2 separate regions of the Homo sapiens genome follow, and region 1 is linked to region 2. The links are chromatin contacts, found by Hi-C or POLR2A ChIA-PET in ENCODE. All regions are on one chromosome and are shown on one strand. Each heading gives the region's core, a stretch centred on a gene start or an enhancer-like site at or near the end of the contact. The rest is flanking DNA. Distances are from core to core; before and after follow the strand shown. Region 1 overlaps TEX2 (testis expressed 2). Region 2 holds the start of ERN1 (endoplasmic reticulum to nucleus signaling 1).

What was found. A loop is a pair of places that touch in the nucleus more often than their neighbours do. ChIA-PET counts read pairs that join two places held with the same protein, here RNA polymerase II (POLR2A). Pooled maps may share reads with other maps.
Region 1: a loop to region 2 is called in a pooled map, with 2.4 times the contacts of the local background. The contact joins the enhancer-like site here to the promoter of ERN1 in region 2. A Hi-C loop is called at or near these places in 10 of 168 maps with a recorded cell type or tissue (B cell, PC-9, breast epithelium and 7 more), 4 of 37 single-sample maps with no recorded cell type and 22 of 50 pooled maps. POLR2A ChIA-PET finds 5 or more read pairs at or near these places in 35 of 52 experiments (AG04449, AG04450, BJ and 26 more).

Annotation. Positions count from the first base shown.
Region 1 is chr17:64,215,623-64,220,654 of GRCh38, forward strand. The region is part of intron 1 of TEX2 (testis expressed 2); the gene reads right to left. Among named protein-coding and RNA genes, the nearest start is that of TEX2, 45 kb to the right of the region's middle. RefSeq lists enhancers at 587-1,419, 1,018-1,217, 1,420-2,251. Within about 2 kb of position 1,614, at least 24 of the 41 ENCODE cell types and tissues checked have a DNase peak (open chromatin) inside an H3K27ac peak, as active enhancers do; they include B cell, GM12878, endothelial cell of umbilical vein and 3 more, where a contact is called at or near this core.
Region 2 is chr17:64,128,312-64,133,311 of GRCh38, forward strand. ERN1 (endoplasmic reticulum to nucleus signaling 1) reads right to left here and starts at 1,833. Exons shown (of 22, transcript NM_001433.5): 1 at 1,665-1,833. The coding sequence starts at 1,718. RefSeq lists silencers at 1,344-1,793, 1,884-2,013 and enhancers at 2,434-2,633, 2,684-2,733, 3,638-3,697.

The DNA.
Region 1 (5,032 bases), core at 364-2,863, 87 kb after region 2:
AGGGCCTCTCGATGTCTCAGTATCTTGGTCTGTAAAATGGAGGTAGATCCACAGTCCTTTCCAAATTTAAAACGCTACACGTTTATGTTTACAGGTGACTGTATCCAACCCAACACAATACGCTTACAAGTAATCTACCACAATCGACATTATGTGGCTTGCTTATTTCTTTAATTTGAAGAGCTCCTAATTTAAGCCTTCTGCTAAATATTCAGGTTCAAAATGCTGGCAACTGATATTACCAACAAGAGAAATCATAAAATGGGTAGGGGAATAAGGGGGTTTGGGAAACAGTGATCCTGGATCACTAGAAGGAGGAAATATTCCAAGGATGACAAGAATTACATTCAAGGGCCCAGCTGCAACATGGACTCAAGCTGAAACTACACAATTTCAGTATCAAATATTTGAGAGAAGTTACCGTAAAAACTTTCACACACAGTTCTGTCCAGGCTCATTTGTGACCCTCAGGCTTTCCTATCCTGAATCCAGGAAAAGGGAATGATCTCTATCCACCAACAAAGCAATTTAAATCCAGGAACTGGCAGCAGCCAGAAAAACACAGCCTCGGGTCCAGGACAATCCTTCCCTGTTATCTTAAGCTAAGGAATTTGTAGGCTTAGTAAGAAGAAAAATATCAGAAGCAACATATGTTTTTCATTTAACTATCACCTAGTTTTATAAGGGCAATTTAAAAAGAAAATTATAGAGGTAATTTAAAAAGAAAAGTTTGGTATTTGATAATTCTCAGTGGGCTGAAAAACTCATTTAAGTTGCTTTCATAACATAAAAGGATGATATGTAAGGCTCTGCTGTTCTGAGGCTGCTTCACCCACAGCGGTGGCTATAAATGAAGGTAACTGTGGGCACAAGTCCAAGTACAAAGTGCATGATTTTGAGGTTGAACAGAGTGAATCGGTCCTTCAGGAACCAAGGCAAGAGTGGAGAGGCCCGTCTGCAGTTGAGGATAAGAAGGCCTGGGAATCTAAGGGCAAAGTTAGGCCCAGCCTAGCGCCAAAGGGTGAAAACAGCAATGCGTTCAGAAGCCTGCGGTCTCAGCAGTCAGGCCAGGCCCCAGGGAACAAAAAGCTGGCACCTGCTCAGGAAGCAGAGTTATTTTTCGTGTGGAGGTCACCAGGACCCTGCTTGCCTAATCCTCCACACACTTGGGCCCCCTGACTGGCCAGGTAAAGCGACCTCTGATCAGACTGGGCGGACAGAGCTGAAGGTGGGCCCCAGGGAGAGCTGGGTGTCAGGTGGCCAGATGGGGGCAGGCTCTGGCTCACTGTTGTTATTGTCCTCCAGGGCTCACTCAGACAGTGGCCTCAGAGGTTCACAGTAAATGCCCCCAAACCCACACTAACCAAAGCCTGGTTCCACTTCTCTAGATTTTTACTAAAATAAGCCACACGAGGCCGGAGCATCACTACTGCTCTTTAAATACAAGAAAATGTCCAGGCTTCTGTTTGCTCATCTGCAAAATGAGGGGATTAGGCTAGATAAACAAAGGCTGCTTCCAGGCCCCAAACTGCTGGGTAATTGAGTGTGCTAGAACCAGAGACCATGGTTTGGGCTCTAGACAACCTATCAAGTGGTCACTGCCTCTGCCTCCTCCTGGGGACCACTTCAAGTTCCCTCTTCTCTCTGTCCTCCCAGTGGCTGGCTGCTAAGGCCAACTGAGCCGACCCTCCCACAGCCACAGCCATGCAGGACAGCCAAGGCCAAGAGGAAGGACCTGACTGACACCCAGGAAGACTACATGGTTTGTCCAAGGGCACAGCACTGACAACATGGGCTTCCTGACACTGAGGCCCGATGCCCGGCAGGGTGCCTTTTCAAACATGCCACACACGCTCTTTATTCCTGCTTTGTCCCAGCTTTTGTACCTGCCCTCTGTGCTCCGTCATGGACAGCTCACTTACAAGCTAAGACCTCAGTTCTCAACCAGCAGCATGTGACTGGCCGCACTGAGAAATGAAAGGTCTCATTATCCATCTGACAATCTGGTACCATATAAAATGGCTAGCCTCCTGCCCTCTACTCCTGAAACTCAATTATACCCAGGCTCAAAAAAAGAGACAAGCTTCTCTCAAGCCCTCAGGAACTGAAAGGCCAAAAAAGAAAGCTTCCTTCTCAACAGTCTCTTTTTCCCATAGTTCCAGCAGACTACAAAGCCCTTGGGTTTTAACACTGACCCCCCAAGCCTTGTGATGGGAAGGAGAGCTGTAGCTCATGTTGTCGCCAGGCTCCCATAGGTATGATTTCGTGCTGGAGAGGTGTTTAAGCAAAAGTCTGACATGATCAAAGTGGTACACAAAATTAATCACGTCCCGTCCCAGAATGGATGAGGGTGGCAGAGGCAACATGGAAAAACAGGTCTGGAGTCTGGTTGTCTGGGAAGGCAGGCTCCATTATCAGGCTCACAATTCTGCTGAACACAACTAACAATGAATACATTGAAAAAAAATTTCTGAATGGCTGGGCACGGTGGCTCACACCTGTAATCCCAGCTACTAGGGAGGCTGAGGCACAAGAATTGCTTGAATCCATGAAACAGAGGTTTCAGTGAGCTGAGACTGTGGCACTGCACCCCAGCGTGGGTGACAAAGTGAGACTCTGACTCCAGAAAAAAAAAAGTCTGAAAGGCTTTGAAGCTTCAAGAACTGAGCAAGGAATAACAGTACAGAAACTAAAGAAAACAGGAACCCCGAGGTATGAGCTCTAGAGAAGCCACCTTGCCCTCAAGCATTGGCCTAGCCTAGTCTGGCAAAGGACACTTTCACTTTTTTTTTTTTTTTTTTTTTTTTTTTTTTAAAGACAGAGTCTTGCTCTGTCACCCAGCCTGGAGTGCAGTGGCACAATCTCGGCTCATTGCAACCTCCGCCTCCCAGGTTCAAGTGATTCTCCTGCCTCGGGCTCCCCAGTAGCTGGGACTACAGACGCCCGCCACCACACCTGGCTAATTTTTGTATTTTTAGTAGAAATGGGGTTTCACCATATTGGCCAGGCTGGTCTTGAACTCCTGACCTTGTGATCCACCAATCTTGGCCTCCCAAAGTGCTGGGATTACAGGTGTGAGCCACCACACCCGGCAGCCTTTCACTTTAACAGCCTCCTGAGCAGAAGTCAACATCCAGGGCTGGCCAGCGTGGAACACCAACTGGAGACTCTTCCTCAAGGAGCCGGGACCCCAAAGGACTACAGCTACTAGGTAACAGGTGAACCAGAAGCAAACCAGGCCTCACTTAGACTGGAGGCCTAGGTTTGCCTCCTCTGAAAGAACCAGGGAATCTCAACCATGAGCTTCTTCCAAGGTGGTCTTGGACCAGAAATACCTCCAGGGACCTGGCAGAAGAAATTCTCTCCCCACGAAAGCAAAGCACTTTCACCCGAAGCCTCAAGTTATTCCGAGAAATACTTTCTCAAATACAATGAATGGTAAGCACATAACCAAAGGTAACCAAGCAGATGAGGAAACAAGACTAAGGACCAGCAGAAATAGAATATAACAGAAAAATAAGGACTTCAGATAATGGAATTATCAGGCATAGATTTGTTTTTACAAGTATGCATCAAGATGAGTTTAAAATACCTACAGGGAGTCCAGGCACAGTGGCTCACGCCTGTAATCCCAGCACTTTGGGAGGCTGAGGTGGGTGGATCCCTTGAGGTCAGGAATTCGAGACCAGCCTGGCCAACATGGCAAAACCTCATCTCTACTAAAAATACAAAAATCAGCTGGACGTGGTGGCGCATGCCTGTAATTCAAGCTACTCAGGAGGCTGAGACACAAGAATCGCTTGAAACTGAGAGAAGGAGGTTTCAGTAAGGCAAGATTGGGCCACTGCACTCCAGCCTGGGCAACAGAGTGAGACTCCATCTCATCAAATAAAATAAAATAAAATAAAATAAAATAAAATAAAATAAAATATCTAAAGGGAGAATTACAGGCAAGCAGACCAGTTTTAAGGCTATTCTGGCAGCCAAAGCATGATGTAAGAAATGCCTAAACTAGAGGAGTGGATGTGGAGCTGGCAAGAAAAGGCAGATGGAAAGAGAAGGAAAAGAATGAAGCAACAGGACCAGATGGAAGGTTGGAAAGGAAAAGAAAACATGAGGAACAGTCCAAATTGACTTAAGTCACTAAAGAGATAAGTCTAGTTCCTGTGAAGGCAGGCAGGGGAGATAAGGGACGTGGTACACAGGTAATGCTCCTCCCCTACCCCACTCAGAGACGTCCACATCCTAGTCCCTAAAACCTGTGAATCTGTTACTTCCCATGGCAACAGAGATTTTGCAGATATGATTGAGATGGAAAGATTATCCTGGATTGCCTGGGTGGGCCCAATGTAATCACAAGTGCCCTTAAAAGATATGAGGAAGGCAGAAACTCAGAGAAGGCGATGTGAAACAGAAGCAGACATCAGAGTAATGAGAGCAAGGAGCATGACCCAAGGAATGCAGGTGGCCTATGGAGGGGAAGAAAATATCTGCAAATCATTTATCTGATAAGGGGTTAATATCCAGAAAATGTAAAGAACTCTAATAACAAACAACTTGACACCTTATACAAAAATTAACTCAAGATGGATTAAAGACTTAAACGGAAAACCCAAAAACTATAAAAACCCTAGAAGAAAATCTAGGCAATACCATTCATGACATAGGCACAGACAAAGATTTCATGATGAAAACGTCAAAAGCAATTGCAACAAAAGCAAAAACTGACAAATGGAATCTCATTAAACTAAAGAGCTTCTGTGCAGCAAAATAAACTATCATCAGAGTGAACAGGCAACCTACAGAATGGGAGAAAATTTTTGTAATCTATCCATCTGACAAAGGTCTAATATCCAGAATCTACAAGGAACCTAAACAAACGTACAAGAAAAAAACAACCCCATTAAAAAGTGGGCAAAGGACATGAACAGACATTTCTCAAAAGAAGACATTTATGCAGCAAAAAAAATATGAAAAAAAGCTAAATATCACTGATCATTAGAGAAATGCAAATCAAAACCACAATGAGATA
Region 2 (5,000 bases), core at 583-3,082:
GACCTTTCACCTAAATATAGTTACGCTAAACTATAACCTTTTGATAAGGGTCTGGAATATTTTATCATGAACTCTGAGAAGTTTGGATTTCTAAATACAAATTGGAAATATTTACACGAACTGAAACTATAGTTCCAACTACAGCTAAATCGTTATTTTTGGCTCTTTAGCCTAAGTTATTCAATAACCAAACACTAGAATCCAGTGACAAAGTAGCAAAAGGAAAGATGTGGCAAAGGAAACCATTATACACCTATCCCTTGACGTTATGAAATGATCGAATTCATGTCAAACATTTGGTCATTCTGCTTATACCTTCGTTTGTGAACAGATGCCAGGCAGTAGTTACCAATCCAAGGTGAGGTGCTCAAGTTCAAAACCTGACCTTAGTTGTAAAAGTGGGGTTTTTATTTGAAAGAAAAACTTAACTTCCACAAGTTCTATTATAAAGAGTCTACAAATTTTCCTTTATTTAAAAAAAAAAACCCTGAATTTGAAAAAGGCAACCTTATTTATTTACTTCTCCTGTTTCCAAATTCTTGTTACTCCAAGAGTACAGACAGTTATTTACCTAAAATGCAAAACCTCCAAAGAGTTCACACGGTGGCTGGCACTCAGGCACACACATGTCAGTGCTCTACTGGGACACCTGGTACATGATATCCCTATTAAAGAGTACACAGTACCTTTAAAGAGGTCATTAAACAGAACACGGACAAATTTGCCACGCTCACATCCTGAACAATACATTTTGTGAAAAACATTCGCTAATTTAGGTTCTTCCAACCAGAAGAAAAAAAAAAGCCAAGTCTCCCACAAAGTGCCCCCAAATCCACAGCTGAGTGAAGGTCATAAAGAGTTAAATGAATGTAAACCAGGCCCTATCATTCGTCTCCTCCAGAAAAAGATGAAAAGACATTTCTGATGGCCCCAGGTGCTCTCCCACGAGGAGACAGTCTTTCATTTGAGGTTCTGAAGCGGCCTCACCTCGAACCCATGCGGGATCTTCCAAGAGTGCAATTCCCACAGCTCCACTTGCTCAAGGAAGTCTCGGTGCACAGAAGGAAGCCTGCAGCCTCCCAGTACCAAGAAACCGGCAGGGCAAGTGGCAGAAGCCAGCTCTCGGGTGAGAGTCCTTACTCCCTGTTGCATTCGTTCCCCAAAGTTTTCGAATTTTTAAAAAGTTCAAACAAGGATTCGAAGCGCAGGACAGACCCTTCCCCTGGATCCCAACGCCCTTTCGGCTCCTCCGCGGCCCCCGCCAGGCAGCGCCGGCGCCCGCCCGCGAGGAGGAGGGTCCCGCAGGTGGGCGGCCTCCTCAGGCCGGGGCCTTCTGGGACCCCCAAGTGCCGTGCAGGACGCCACGAAGTTGCGCCCGAGCCCGCGGGGTCCGGGGAGCCGCTGCCCGTGACAGCCGCGCTGGCTTGGGAGGCTCTTCGGGCGGCCGACGCCTCGGTGGGGCCGCGACTCCCGTCAGGGAAGCTCTCCCGGCCCGGTGCCGCCTCCTACGCCCGGCCCGAGCCTCCCACGGCTGGGCTCACGGGGCATCTGGCCGCCGCCGTCGCGCTCCCAGCTCGGACTCCAGCCCCGGCGCCGCGACGCTGCCCCGGCCCCGACCCGGCCGTCGCGAGCTGTCCTCCACCCCACGCTCCCCGGTCACTCACCCCGAGGCCGGGCAGCAGCAGCGTCAGCAGCAGCAGCAGCCGCCGGGCCGGCATGGCGAGGACTCGGCCCTGGCTCCGGGGGCGGTACGGACAGAGGACGGGGCGGGGGCGCCGCGACGACAGCGAGGCGGTGACCGAGCCTCAGCGGACGCAGAACTGACTAGGCAGCGGCGGCACCCCCATTCCCGGCCCTATAAGCGCTGGGTGCCGCGGCTTCTTCCGGTCGGGGCGGAGTTGCGGGCGGGGACGGGGCGGGGCCAATCTAGGGGCGTGTTCGGGGCGGAGATGGGGGCGGGCCGAGGGCGTGCCCCGGGCGGGGATGTGGGAGGGGCTGGCTCGGGGCGGGGCCGAAGGCGGTGCTGGCATCTGGCTGGCTTCGCTCATGAGGCGTCGGCGGCTGTAAAGGACCAGGCCTCGGCATCCAGCGTCTGGGGGCGCTGGGGGATCGAGGCGCGAAGCTTGTCTGTGGCTGGGAAAGACCGGCAATGCCCCACCAGGCCGTCCCATTAACCCTGCCGAGGGACCTGCCGCGTCAGACTTCATCGGGGAAAAGGGCGGGACACGGGCGGTCCCGGGTGCCTAGAAGCCTCCTTTTCGTCTTTCCGCCGTGGTGGAATCATCCGCAAGGTTTACCGAGGCGACCTCCGGAGCGAAGGTTTCAGCAGCTACCGGAGGCTTCCAGCAAACACGGCGCAGCTGCCCCGCGCGGCAGTCGCAGTGTTCACAGCCCTAGGGTTCTCCAGCTGTGCCTCGTCTTCTCTGGGGCCCCTTTCTTCCTTTTCCTTGCCCTCAGGAATTCCCCTCAAGTCATATCCACCAGCCATCACTTCCGCTTGGAATGAACCACGGCCAAGTCACTCACCAAAAATTATAAGGAGGAAACCATTTCGGCCACTTGTGTCACGTGCGTTGATGTGACACGTGTGGATGTGAAGTTTGAGATGGTCTGCGTCACAACTCGTTGGAGGGAGTGGGTGGGTTGAGGCCTCCTGCAAGGTCTATGTGAGGGTGTGGAGTACTAATTAGAGTTAAAGAGCTCGGCAGCTGTTTGGTCACTGGCACTGGCCTCCACTGAGAGGGACATGGGTAGGGAGGACACGTCTTTTGCAAGGAAAGACAGTAAACTGAGATTTGGAGCCCAGGGAAAGGTATCTAACTTATCCTAGGAGAAAAAGAAAACGGCTATGAAATTCTCTAATTTTTCCTGACTTGCTTATATGAGAGCCTAAGATTTTTCAGGTTTGAAGGAAAAGAATAAGCACTCCTAGACAAAACAACAAAGTAGTAGTGGGGGACTGGCCAAATGTCCAGTCTGTGTGCATTGTGGTCAATCTTATCCAACTAAAACAGACCAAAATGACAGTAAGCCCAAATCCTGCAAATAGAGCTCCCCATTCCTAACCCCCTAGGCCTGGATTACAGTGAAGGGACTAAGTCCTACCGCATGCTGGAGACTCCAACACATCTCTGTAAGAGTGGGAAGAATCTTGGCAACTGTGAAAACAGTAGAGACATTTTGAAAAGTGTTACCTGAATGTCTAAATGCAAACAGAGGTTTGGGATTGGCAGAGAGATGTACTGAGAGGCCCAGCACTCCTGAGCAGTATAGCCGGGCTTCCAGGGAGGCCTACAGCCCTGAAACTGGGAGGAGCTCTTTATTTCTTGACCTTTTATCTTTTCTTTTTAGAGATGAGGTCTCACGGTGTTGCCCAGGCTGCTCTCAAACTCCTGGGCTCAAGAGATCCTCCCCAGTAGCTGGGACTTCAGGTGTGCCCCACGACACCTGGCTTGGGAGGACCTCTTTAGTGATTACCTGTCCAGTTTGCCAGCTGACAACAGCATCTGTTAGACCCTGTATACTTGACTTAAAAGAGAAGCTTGACTGAAAAATGTCACTTTCACATCCCCCCCTCTGGTGCTTTTTCTCAAACAGAGTAAGTCTAGGAGGGGAAAATTTGCTGTACTGGAACTCTGGCAGCCCTTTTACAATTCAAAATGTCACTGTGACCCTGTAACATCAGCAGATGAAACACAAAGGGGAATGCTGACCTCAATTTCACTCATAAATCAGTTTTAAAGATCGTAGAAAGAAAAAAAATCTGTTCCAAGAAGCCTGGACAGTTAGGTATTATTTATCTTACACTCAGTTGGACCAAATCCCCAGGGCTTAATTGCACTGTTACATGTTCTCTGAATTTCTTTCTTTTTTTTTTTTTTTTGAGACAGAGTTTCACTCTTTTGCCCAGGCTAGAGTGCAGTGGCACGATCGTGGCTCACTGCAACCTCTGCCTTTTCGGTTTCAAGCGATTCTCCTGCCTGAGACTCCCGAGTAGCTGGGATTACAGGTGCCTGCCACCACGCCTGGCTAATTTTTGTATTTTTATAGAGACGGGGTTTCACCATGTTGGCCAGGCTGGTCTCGAACTCCTGACCTCGTGATCTGCCCACCTCCGCCTCCTAAAGTGCTGGGATTACAGGCGTGAGCCACTGTGCCCGGCCCCATTCTCTGAATTTCTTATGCATCGTCCACATGCTTCATGCACTTCTTCACTTGATTGGCAATCCAGACAGATAAGCACTGGTTTTATTTATGGTGGCATTGCCCATAATCTTGCTCTACAGTCAAGTACTTCTTTAGGCAGCTTTTTGCTTATGATAAAGTAAAAGCTGATAGCACTGATAAACACAAACAGAAATGGAATATTTTGTAGGGTGCCTTTGAAGTGGACCTGACCATATAAAAGACCTGCAAATGGGCAGTAAATGACCTTTCTGCAAGTCACATTAAATAACATCCACTGAATAAAGCAAAGGTCATGGTCTTAGTGTAAAGATAAGGCCTCTTTTCCACCAGTGTAAGAAACATATATACATCAGATTCAACAAAGAAGTACAGCAGGATCTGACTATGGGGAGGTGGGAGAAAATCTTATTTTCACTTCCCTTTAAACCACTGGTTCCCAAACTTGGAGAGCTAAAAAAACAAAACAAAACAACAACAACAAAAAACAGATTTCCAGGCCAGGCATGGTGGCTCACGCCTGTAATCCCAGCACTTTGGGAGGCCGAAGCAGGAGGATTGCTTGAGATCAAGACCAGCCTAGGGAACATGGTGAGACCCTGTTTCTGTAAAAAAAAAAAAACAAAAAACCAAAAAATTAGTCAGGCATAGTGGTTCACACCTGTAGTTCCAGTGACTTGGGAAGCTGAGGTGGGAGGATGGCTTGAGCCCAGGAGGTCAAGGCTGCAGTGAGCTTTGATCGTGCCATGGCACTCCAGCCTGGACGACAGAGCAAGACCCTGTCTCAAAAAAATAGAAATAAAAAGCTGGGCATG